2 separate regions of the Mus musculus genome follow, and region 1 is linked to region 2. The links are chromatin loops, found by intact Hi-C in ENCODE. Cell type or tissue: left cerebral cortex. All regions are shown on one strand. Links, peaks and the distances in the headings refer to the core of each region. The heading gives the core; the rest is flanking DNA.

Evidence for each region. Peaks named below come from ENCODE experiments on the same cell type or tissue, not always from the same donor. Only the 100,000 strongest peaks of a DNase experiment are listed, where the experiment ranks them.
Region 1: a loop joins it to region 2, with 2.3 times the contacts of the local background. A loop is called at or near these places in 5 of 42 quality-filtered maps.

What each region holds. Positions count from the first base shown.
Region 1 is chrX:152,074,459-152,079,843 of GRCm38, forward strand. No RefSeq gene overlaps it. Among named protein-coding and RNA genes, the nearest start is that of Gm15266, 34 kb to the right of the region's middle. In left cerebral cortex, for the core only: no CTCF peak of the experiment used is centred there; no DNase peak of the experiment used is centred there.
Region 2 is chrX:152,129,398-152,134,782 of GRCm38, forward strand. No RefSeq gene overlaps it. Among named protein-coding and RNA genes, the nearest start is that of Iqsec2, 12 kb to the right of the region's middle. In left cerebral cortex, for the core only: a CTCF peak has its summit at 2,818 (motif pointing right); a DNase peak (open chromatin) is centred at 1,614; H3K27ac peaks cover 1,675 bases.

The sequences.
Region 1 (5,385 bases), core at 120-5,119, 55 kb before region 2:
GTATTTTGATGGTGACTCCTTGTCCTTGAACACTTTTCAGCTAATTTTAACATCTCTGTCATCTTGGTGCTCAGGTCTATTGTTTCATTTTGTTTTTCTCATTCAAGTTGAGGTTTTTCTGGTTCTTGGCATGATGAGTAATTGTCATTTGAGACCTGGGTATTTGGGCTATTGTGTTATGAGATGCTGGATCTTATTTCAATATTCTCTTTTAGCTTCCATTGTCAGACACTATTATTACAGTGGAAGAAAAGACCCTGCCCCATTAAAGCAGCAGCTATAGAAATACACAGTCTCTGTTCAGTCTCCATTGGACACCCTCCCCAGGGGTTTCTCATTGCTAGGTGAGAATGGGTGCTCTAGCTGTCCCACCTGTGGTGGGAAGAGGAGGGTAACCCATTATCCAGTGAGAGTTGAAGTCCGAACTCACTGTTGGCCTTTGTTAGTGTAGTGGGAGTAGGACCACAATTCTCTTTTGTGATGTTTGACTAAAGTAGGACAATTATTATCTAATAGGTGATGCTCTGTCCCTCAGCCTGAAAATATCTGAGGTAAAAAAAACAAAACAAAACAAAACAGATTTAGATCTCCCATTAGGCTGCTCGTTTGCTAACAAGTTCCCTACCCAGTTACTCTGTTTATTTTGGAATATTTCTTTCATGTGTGGCCTTTTCTCAAAGAAAACCTTGTGATCCATTCTGGTTTTCTGACATTTCTTTAGTCTTAATCAGAAAAGCCACTCTGTCCAGTCAACTGTGGTGGATGCAGAGAGTCATGGCCACACTAGGTATTTTCCTAAACAAGTGATTTATACCATCCTCTCTAGGCTCAAAGAACCTTGTGGAAGAGGGGATGGAAAGAATGTAAAAAAAAAAAAAACAAACAAACAAACAGAAAATAAAGAGAAACTCTGTAAAATGTCATTGTCTTCTAGGCATTTTTTCTAGACATGACCATTGCAATTATAATGTCCCAGCAGCTGCGGACACCTTCACTGATTCTGCACATGGGTGGAGGGGAAGTCAAGAGAGCCCTACCCTGCACTGATGGACTATTTCCTACTGACAGATTCAGGAGAAATCATTGCCTTCAGTTGTACAGCCACTGATAATATCAGACTCCAATGGATAGTTTTGATGCAATGGCCACATAGGTGGCCCTGGTTAAAATGAGTCACAAAACTAAACCAAAAGTCATGAATCTGAGAAAGGAACACATGTGTATGGATGTGGGGCATGTTGACAGGGACGAGAGGGAAATAAGAAAGCATGGCAGAGTTAGGGGACAGTGATCAGAATATATTCTACAAATGTGTGAAATTGCCAAATAACAAAATGAACCAGTAAAAAGTTTTTAAAAACATACCAGTGAAAATCTGATTGGAAATTCAGTGGGGGAGCAGGGTTAGGCAAACTGACAAATTCCCCATAGGATAAGAAAAGTTCCGAGTCTTATGCTATAGTCCCAAATCCCCAGAATACCTAGATCCTCTCTCTGAGATGGTTCTGTTCCTTCAAGTGGAAGCCCCTATCTTTGCCTAATGAGTAGACACCCTGCCACTGTGCATTGTGTATGAGGGTGGAGAGTTTGACATAGACTTCTCACTAAACTCCGTTTTCAGCAACACATCTCACTCCCACCTTTGACATTGTCAAGACCCAATGTTCTCTGAAGTTTCTGCAAAGACAGGTCAACCACTTTCTCAGAGGTGCCATCATGCATGATCCAGCTGTGGCTTCATCCACCATGCCTCTTCTGTAACCAACTCTCCATTTACTTCTATTTTTCTGAGATTTACTGAAATCTGTTTTGTTGACAGATGAGCTCCTACACTCTTCCTCATAGTAGTATAGTACAAAGGTTTTTTTTTTATATCTTTATAATCTCTTAACTATCATTTTGAAGGCTCTCAGAAGAGAGGAGAGATAAACACATGATAAATTTGTCATCTTGACCTGGAAATCTATTCTGTTTTCCTTTTTTCTGGTAATTATCTTCACAGCTCCAAATAATGCACAGGTTTTCTACTTGCCAACCTGTTTATCAATTTCAGTCATTTTTTACTTCTTTGCTGAATTAGTTGGGGGTTTCTATTACTGTGAAGAGACACCATGACCAAGGGAACTCTTTTAAAGGAAAGCATGTAATTGAGACTGGCTTACAGTTCCAAGGTTTGGTCCATTATTTGTCATGGCAGGATACAGCAGTGTGCAGGTAGACAAGGTGCTGGAGAAGGAGCTGAAAGTTCTGTATCTTGGTTCATAGGCAATGGGGAGAGACTGTGTACCACACTGGGCATAGCTTGAGCATAGGACATCTCAAAGCCCACCTCCACAGTGACACACTTTCTTCAACAAGACCATACCTCTTAATAGTGCCACTCCCTGTGGCCAAGCATTCAAACACCTGAGTCTATAGGGGCCATTCTTATGCTATGTATACCAACCAACTGTCCTCCTCCCAAGCCTTCAATATAGTAATGTCCCCAGTATACCAGTTATATACATATATGTATAATCTCTATACCTCTTCTATCATCTCTATTTTGTTGTTTGATACAGTTGCCACTTGACTGGCCTGGAGCTCCCTCTGTAGACCAGGCTGGCCTTATAGTCATAGAGGTCTACCTGCCTCTGCTTCCCAAGTATTAGAATTAAATTATTAACGAGATTGATAAAATTTACCTTCTATTTGTGGCCATAACTAATTCATCTGTACTTTGCTAAAGGCTTGAGTCAATAAATTGTTCATGCTAATTTTGTGTGCACATGTATGTGTATGGGCATATATGTACAGGTACTTGCATGTAGAGGTCATAAGATAACCTTGTGTGCTGTTGCTTAGGTACCATCCACCTTTTTAAAGACAAGATCTTACCAAGTAGGCTAGGCCATTAGCCACTAGCCTAGGGATCCATCTCTTTGTACTTCCCAAACACTGTGATTAAAAATGAGCACACCACCAAGCCTAGTTGGTTTTTTTTTTTAAATGTTGTCTCTAGTGACTGAACTCAGGTCCATGTGCTTGCAAGGCAAGCACTTTACTGAGCCATCCTTTTCATCCCACATTACTTTTCTTATACAGTCCCTGGTGCTTGGAGTTTCTAGTTGCTTTCTTTTCTTTGCATTGCCTGGCATTAGTACCTTAGTAAGTTATTTAAAATTCCCAAGGAAAGTATAAAAATCATTTGAAGCCTTCTCCTTTCCCTGGATATGTTCCTCCTGGAATTCTCCTTTCTGCTCCCACTTGGATAACTGCTCTATAGGGCTGCTGTGCAGCTACCATCCTGAGCTATGCCTTCATTGGTCTTTTAGGTTAGACACACTCTTTCTTGGACCTCATCTCTTTTCACTTTCATAGTTTATGCCCTTATAGTAGATATTGTGGTTATTCTCCAGCATTCAATCATCTGTCCCATTTTTATAACGATGATAGAGTTTGGATTGACCCCAGCACCAGCTCTAGATATAGGTAGGTCTTTACAGGTATACTAACCTGAGTCATTTCATTTCCCTCTGACAGTGATGATTAGTTCAGACATGATCCGCTCACAATGAGGCTCAGGACTTTGCTCGGCTTTTGAGGGACACGATGACTCATCTTCCCTGTATAGGAACAAAAAGGCATGTGGCCCCTTTGCTACTGCTAACCATCTTCTGAATACATGGAATAATTCCCCAAGGGTGGTACTGACAAGCAGAGGAAGCCAAAGCAAGAGAACCACAGAGAATCATCCTGAAGTCTCCTTCTCTATGGTCTAGTGAGTCAGTAATTTGTGTTTCTGTTGCTTATACCTGAACGAATCCTATTTTTTTGTTTTGGTTGCTGTCCTCTGGAAGGAAGAAAAGGATTAAGAGTGAGTGCTTTCTTTCCAGGGTGTAAATATAGGGAAAAGAGTATATATGGATGATGGAGAACTGAAGGAATGAATTCTAGTGGCTGTGTAACATCTAAATTAGGGTGCTCTCTAATGGATTGCTTGGTAGGGGGGGTAGGGCCCACACTTACTACTATGTAACCCAAGAGGAGCAATACTTTCTCTCCTTGCTCATCAGTCAACAAACCCTGACTATCATGTTCATAACTTTGATTCTGGTGCCAGCAACACATAGGAGCCAGAAATATATGAAGCATCTGGACGATAAGGGACTGGAGAATGTATTTGTAGTGTATAAAACTGACAGAGGATAAATCAGCAGTCAGTAAAGGCAGACATGATGGTATATCCTATAATCCTAGCACTCCAGAGACTGAAGTAGGGTGAGTTCAAGGCCAGCCTGGGCAACAAAGTGAGTGTTTGTGTCAAAACAAATAAAATAATAAATTAAATAAAAGAAGATGAAATAGAAGATCATAAACTCAACATGGATGACATAATATGGACATGATATTCCATTTACACAACAGGAAATTTGAACATACTGAGATTACTTTTCCTTTTTGTTACTCTTTATTCTTTTTTACAGTCCAGTCCTTGGCCCTCCCCTGGTCCACCCTCAGACTGTTCCTCATCCCACACCTTCTCCCCCTGTCTCCAAGAGGATGTTCCCACCCCTTCCCCCATCAACACACTAGACCTACCCACTCCTGGGGCCTCAAGTCTCTCGAGGGTTAGGTACATCTTCTCTCACTGTGGCCAGACCAGGCAATCCTTTGCTGTATGTGTCAAGGGCCTCAGATCAGCTGGTGTATGCTACCTGATTGATGGCTCAGAGTCTGAGAGACCTCGGAAGTCCAAGTTAGTTGAGACTGCTGGTCTTACTATAGGGTCACCCTCCTCCTCAGCTTCCTCCAGCCATATTGATATTTTTAACTCTGTTAATAGTTAGATAAATGAAAATTAAAATGATAGTGAGAAATTACAACAGTGGTGGTAAAATGTAAAAGGTTTCAGTATACGAAGGATGTGAGGGAAAGACAGCGGTGGCTGCACTGTGAATGGGTTATGTTATTTTGGAGAGTAGTTTGCTAGTCTCTTGTGGAAAAACTCTGTGACCTAGTAATCCAAGCCCTGGGCATACATTCTGAGAAATTGTTACAGTAGTCCAAAGGGGATACATTTGAGCTTGCTTGTTGCATCAGTTTCTGGGGTATCAAGGACTTGGGATCACCCTAGGTTCCCATCATAATGGGACTAGATAAACTAACTGTAAAATTTTCATAGGATAGAAAAGTATAAAGCAATTAAAAAATAGTAGCTAGATTTCATATAATAATATGGTCAAGTAACCCTCCAAACAGTATTGAATGAAAAAAGCAAGAAACAGAATGAGATTTATACATATGTAATATCCATAAATTTATGTAGGTACAATGTATGCATGTATCCAAATAAATAGAAGAGGAAAGAACAATTAAGCTACTAGAGAGACTCACTAACATGAG
Region 2 (5,385 bases), core at 123-5,122:
GGTTCTTTCCTTCCACATAGGTACCAGGAATCAAACCCAGCTTGTCAAGTTTGGTGGCAAGCATCTTTACCCACTGAGCCATGTTGCCATCCCTTAGTTCATTGAAACTGTGTATCAGGACTGGAGAGATGGCTCAGCGGTTAAGAGTACTGACTGCTCTTCTGAAGGTCCTGAGTTCAAATCCCAGCAATCACATGGGAGCTCACAACCACCTGTAATGAGATCTGACACCCTCCTCTGGTGTGCCTGAAGACAGCTACAGTGTACTTAGATACAATAATAAATAAATCTTTAGGCCGAAGTGAGCAGGACTAGAGTAAGCTGGACCAACCAGAGTGAGCGGGGTCAACCAGAGCAAGCAGAGGTCCTGAATTCAAATTCCCAGCAACCACACGATGGCTCACAACCATCTGTACAGCTACAGTGTACATAAAAATAAATAAATAAATAAATAAATCTTTAAAAACAGAAAAAGAAACTGTGTATAGAAAAGGAAAAAAACCATATGATCATTGGGAAAGATGCTAAGGAAGTAGTAGTCAATAAGACTTAACCCATGTTCTTGACAAATAAACATCTTAGCTATTATGAAGAAGAAGAAATTTCCTTAACTTGATTAAAAAAAAAAACCTTCAAAAGCCTACATCAAGTATTATATATGATCGTAAAGCAGGGAGCTCTCTTTCTTTTAGATGAATAACATAGATGCCCATTTTGTCTCTTTTGTTAGCTGTAGCTACAGTAAAACCTGTATCTCCACATTCTAGAGATCCCACACAGTAAGACAAGGGAATGAAATAACAAGAATTTGGAAAGAAGAAACAAAACTGCCATTTAAATCTGTCTTGCATCTTTCACTCACTATTCCTTCTGCTTCCTGGAGGCCCAGAGGGGAAGTGGGGGTGGATGGGTGGGTGGCGTGGGGTGGGGAACTGTCCATATAATAGCTCCCTCTCTGAGCCACCTCATCTGGTAAGGTAAACCCTCTTTTTGATTCTATCTTCCTGTGCTGTTCATAATCTCCTCCCCACAGGCTAAACATTCTCAGTTTCCTCAATAGTTCTTAACTATTTCCAGATCTCTCCTTCCTAGCAACACACTCCATTTTGTTTTGTCCTGTTCAGTTTTGTTTTCTAAACGGTGCCTAGAACTAGGAGAGAAGGTGAAGAAACAGGAGGCCGAGAAAAGATGGAAGCACATAAAATCAGACTGAAAACAGAGCTTGAAGAGGTAAGGCAAGGAGGTATGAAAAGGCATGGGACAGCTCTTGAGAGCAAAGAGCCTGGCAGAGAGAGCTTGTGAGTAGTGACCAATCTCCTTGACTTATTTTCATGGGACAAGGAGAGGGATACAGTTTAGGATACGATACAGTTTAGGAGCACAGGATCTGAAGCCCGCTACAAGCACTTAGTGGCTCTGCTATTTCTCCTTTCTAGCTCTCCTGCTCCTGGAATCCAGGACTGTCACTCTGGTAGCTGGAGTAGGGTTGGAGGCAGGGGATATTGACAAAAGCCAGCTTGGAACAGGAAAGTTGAACAGTTCCAGGTCTCTGTCCAGGAGGCAGGAGCAGCCGCCACAGTGGGAGGGAGAGGCAAGCCAACAGCTGAGTGAGACAAGGCCTGGGTTATTTTTTTTCCAGTTTGTTGGCATGTGGGTGGATTTTTCTCCTTTTTTCTTCTCTCCTGCTCTCTGCCGTTTCCACAGAGATGTGGGAGTTTGCAAATTTGTCTCAGTGGAGGGGAGAGGCAGGAGCTGATTTTTTTTGGGGGGGGTCCTTGTTAGGGATCAAGGGAACAAAGAAGGACATATAAATTTAGGCGGTCAGCAAACCAGGACCTATCTCCTGACAGACTTGCTAGGGTTAGGAAGTCGGGCAAGGTGGCTTCTTTCCCAGTGCAGCTGCAGGGATGCTTTCCTACCTCTCAGCTTTCAGTTCTCAAAACCATCCCACCTGGTGATTTTGAAAACCTCCCTCCCCATCTCTCCTTTATCTGCCTTGCCAGATGCCCTTCCTTGGGCCACTGGACAAACCTGAGACTGCCCTAAGCTATAATTGCTCTCCTCTCTAGTATTTCTGGGGATGGGATTTGGGGTGGGGCTGAAAAAAATCTTTAAAAGGGTGGGAGCGGGAAGGGGTAAAGAAGCAACGGAGGGGAAAGCATATGAGGGCAAAGTGATCTGTCAGGGCAAGCATGTGGGAAGTGCCCCATCTTCTTGGCTTATTTCCCTGGGAAATATTTTCCTTGCTACACATTTAGAGGGTAAAAAAAAAAAATACCCGTTGTTTAAAGGGGGAAGGGTTTTGAAAGGCTGAGGGAGCAGTGCAAGGTGATTTAGGAAAGACCTCCTGGAGAATTGGAGAGCCTCACAAACTGACAAGTAGCTGAGGGGGTGCTAGGTATAGGCAGAGAACATGAGGCTGCGGGTCTGCATGCTTAGATGCTATTCTTGGTTCTGCTGTTAATTTGCAACAAGATATTAAAGACGGAGGTTTTTTTTTTTCCATTCTTTCAGAATTTGCTTTTTCATCTGGAAAATGGGCTGGATCTTGAAGGCTCTGTCCAAACTGAATTCCTAGTCTTGGGAGTCATGAATTATGTAGTGAGTTCATGTGTATGCAGAGTATGTTGAACATCCTGGATGGAAAAACATGGCCAAATGCCCTGATTTAACTGTCATTCAGAGCCTTCAGTGGGATCTAGGGCCTTCAGTGATTAAAACAGTTGTGGGCAAACTGGAAAGGTTGGTGACTCTAGCAAAGATCATACCCACTAATGATCATTTGATCATCATTGTCATTATTATCATTATTATTACCACCAGGGGGCAACACTCTTCTGCTGGAGAGTAGGTCTTACCCTACCAAAAGGTTCAGAACTGTCTCCTGAATCCAGAACCAATCCTTGTTCTCAGTCTTGATCCTATAGATGAGAATGCTAAGGAACAGAGCAATCTACGAATTCCGAGTCTCTAGGCTTCCTGGGGCAACCCTCTGTGGTCATCTGCTAGTTGTACTCAGTTTATTTCACTCTAGCAGAACAGTCTGCTTCTTGAGGGACTAGGGAAATAAAGGAATTATGAAATGTACCTGGCTTTGTCTGAAAAAAAAAAAAAAAAAAGAGACACTTTCACAAAGCTGTGTGTGTTGTTCTCCCTATGGTTGCCTAGCAGCACAGACATTTCATCAGGCCATCCTAGACTAGCCTCATTGATGCCCAAACTGGCTATCTCCTTCCTAAGGAAGTGATTTGGATATACTGCCTTATATCCCTTATCACACTAAATTGTAATTATGATATATGTATCTATATATTCGGGTGTTAGTCCAGGCATCCAAAAAGTATGGATTGCTTATTGCTTACCTACCATGTACCAGGATTTTTACTATACCTATGACATTGAACGTGAAGTGTAACAATAGACAGAGAAACACCTACCCTTGAGTGTTAACAGTTCGAAGAAGGAAACAGATGGTGAGCAACAAAGAACTGCACCAGTCAATATGCAATTATAAACTTGCTGTGCTGAGCAAAGAAAAGGACTCTCAGACAGCATCTATCGAGGGACCTACCTACACTAAGAAGGAGAGAAAGGGCTGCTGATGAACTAAGATCTGAAGAATAAGAGGCAGTAAGTATGCAAAAGTGAGAAAGCAGCTTTCCATGACAGCAAATGGACAGCCCACGGGCAGAACATTTGTTCCTTGAGGGCACAGTTTATCTCCTGTCTACTATTGTATGGCTCCAGGCTTCTGAAACAGAGATGTGAAAATCTGTTCGACTAGAAGTGAATGGTATTTTGTCATAGAAAGTATCACAGTGTTAGAAGGCCTAACGTATAGTTTCAGCACTTTGGAACAATTCTGCTGAGTTCAATTTCCCAACTGTTAATTGTATACCCACCATGTGCAAGGTGCCAACATGAAGCCTTGTGGAAGAATTGAAAGAAAACTTGGTTTTGCCCTTGAGCAACTCTTAGTGAGGTGAAACAGGCAATGGGTTGACTAGTCCCTTCCATTCCACAAGGTCTGCCTTGATCTGTCTGTCTGTCTGTCTGTCTGTCTGTCTACCTATCTAGATGGAGTCTTCTTATATAAACCCAGGCTGGCTTCAAACTTGTAATACTCCATCCAGATGCTGAAATTACAGGCATGAGCCACCACAGCCAGCTCCCTCTGAGTCTCTTTATTGGGTCATAAAACAAGGGATTTGGACCACATGATCTCTAAAGTTCCCTTTAAACTCTGAACACCAGCCCATGGTGTAATGAGCAATGGAAAGGACTTTTTGGTTCCTTTCCCCCTATAAGAATCATATGGAATAGGACTGGGTTAGTGCAGGCTTGGGTTCTGTTTATAGCTCATTATTCCCTTTATGAATGTCTCTGAAGTGGTCAAGGTTCATTTGAGCTAGAATATCCCAGTATTTGGTGAATCTTTGCTTCTTTTCTGTTCTCCCTCCATACCTTTCTCTTTTCCATCCTGTCTTCTAATTTACAGCTAGGATGATGTCTTTCACATGGTAGGGCCATAAAGGGACTTTGAAACCATCTTATTTAATATGTTTCCACTCTCTATTGCAACAGACCCTCCAAATGATACCATCCAGTCACTATTTGAAGGCCTCCATTGATAGTGAACTAGCCTTGTTGTTTAAGCGTCCTTGGAAGAGGTTTCTTCCCTTGGTCTCTGTCTCCCTGTTATTTTCACCCATTACATCTGGCTGTGCACTTTGGAGTTATGCAGAATATTTCTACTACATTACCCTCCTGGTAGCCTATTGGATATTTGAAGATAGTAATCATTTCCTTAGACGCCTGCTTTCCTTTAGGCCAAATATCTGTTTCTTGAAAGGTTCGTCATTGTTTTAAATCCCCTTAGCATCTGTAAATATAGTTTAGTTTATGTGAGATTTATATTTCACCCACTTTAAAGAGGATATTAGGCGACTCATCAGTTTATAACATGAAAGAAAGAAAATTGGGGATAAAAATATGGAAGAAAACAGACCAGCAACTATGGAAAAGAAGCACAAATAGATGTTGCCAGGTACCTAAAATGAACTGAATTATAATTGGACTCTGAATTTGGCTCAAAGTTTTATGGCAGCCAGGACAAAATTGGAAACATGATGGGTTATGTGGTTTTATGTTCTGACAGGATCAAGCTTACACATCATCTTCAGAGAGAAAATTTCTCCTAAAACGAAACTCTACAGCAGCCTATTAGGCTTGCTCTCTGCAGTTGTTAGAGGCTGACAAGTACTTTGGTTACATATCACCCCATCCCCACTAGGGGGAAGGGGGCTGGCAGCGTAGTTAATTAATTAGCTAAAAGCTGTCTTAGTTTTAAGCACCGCTATCTCTGTAAGGATACCCAAGAGAAAA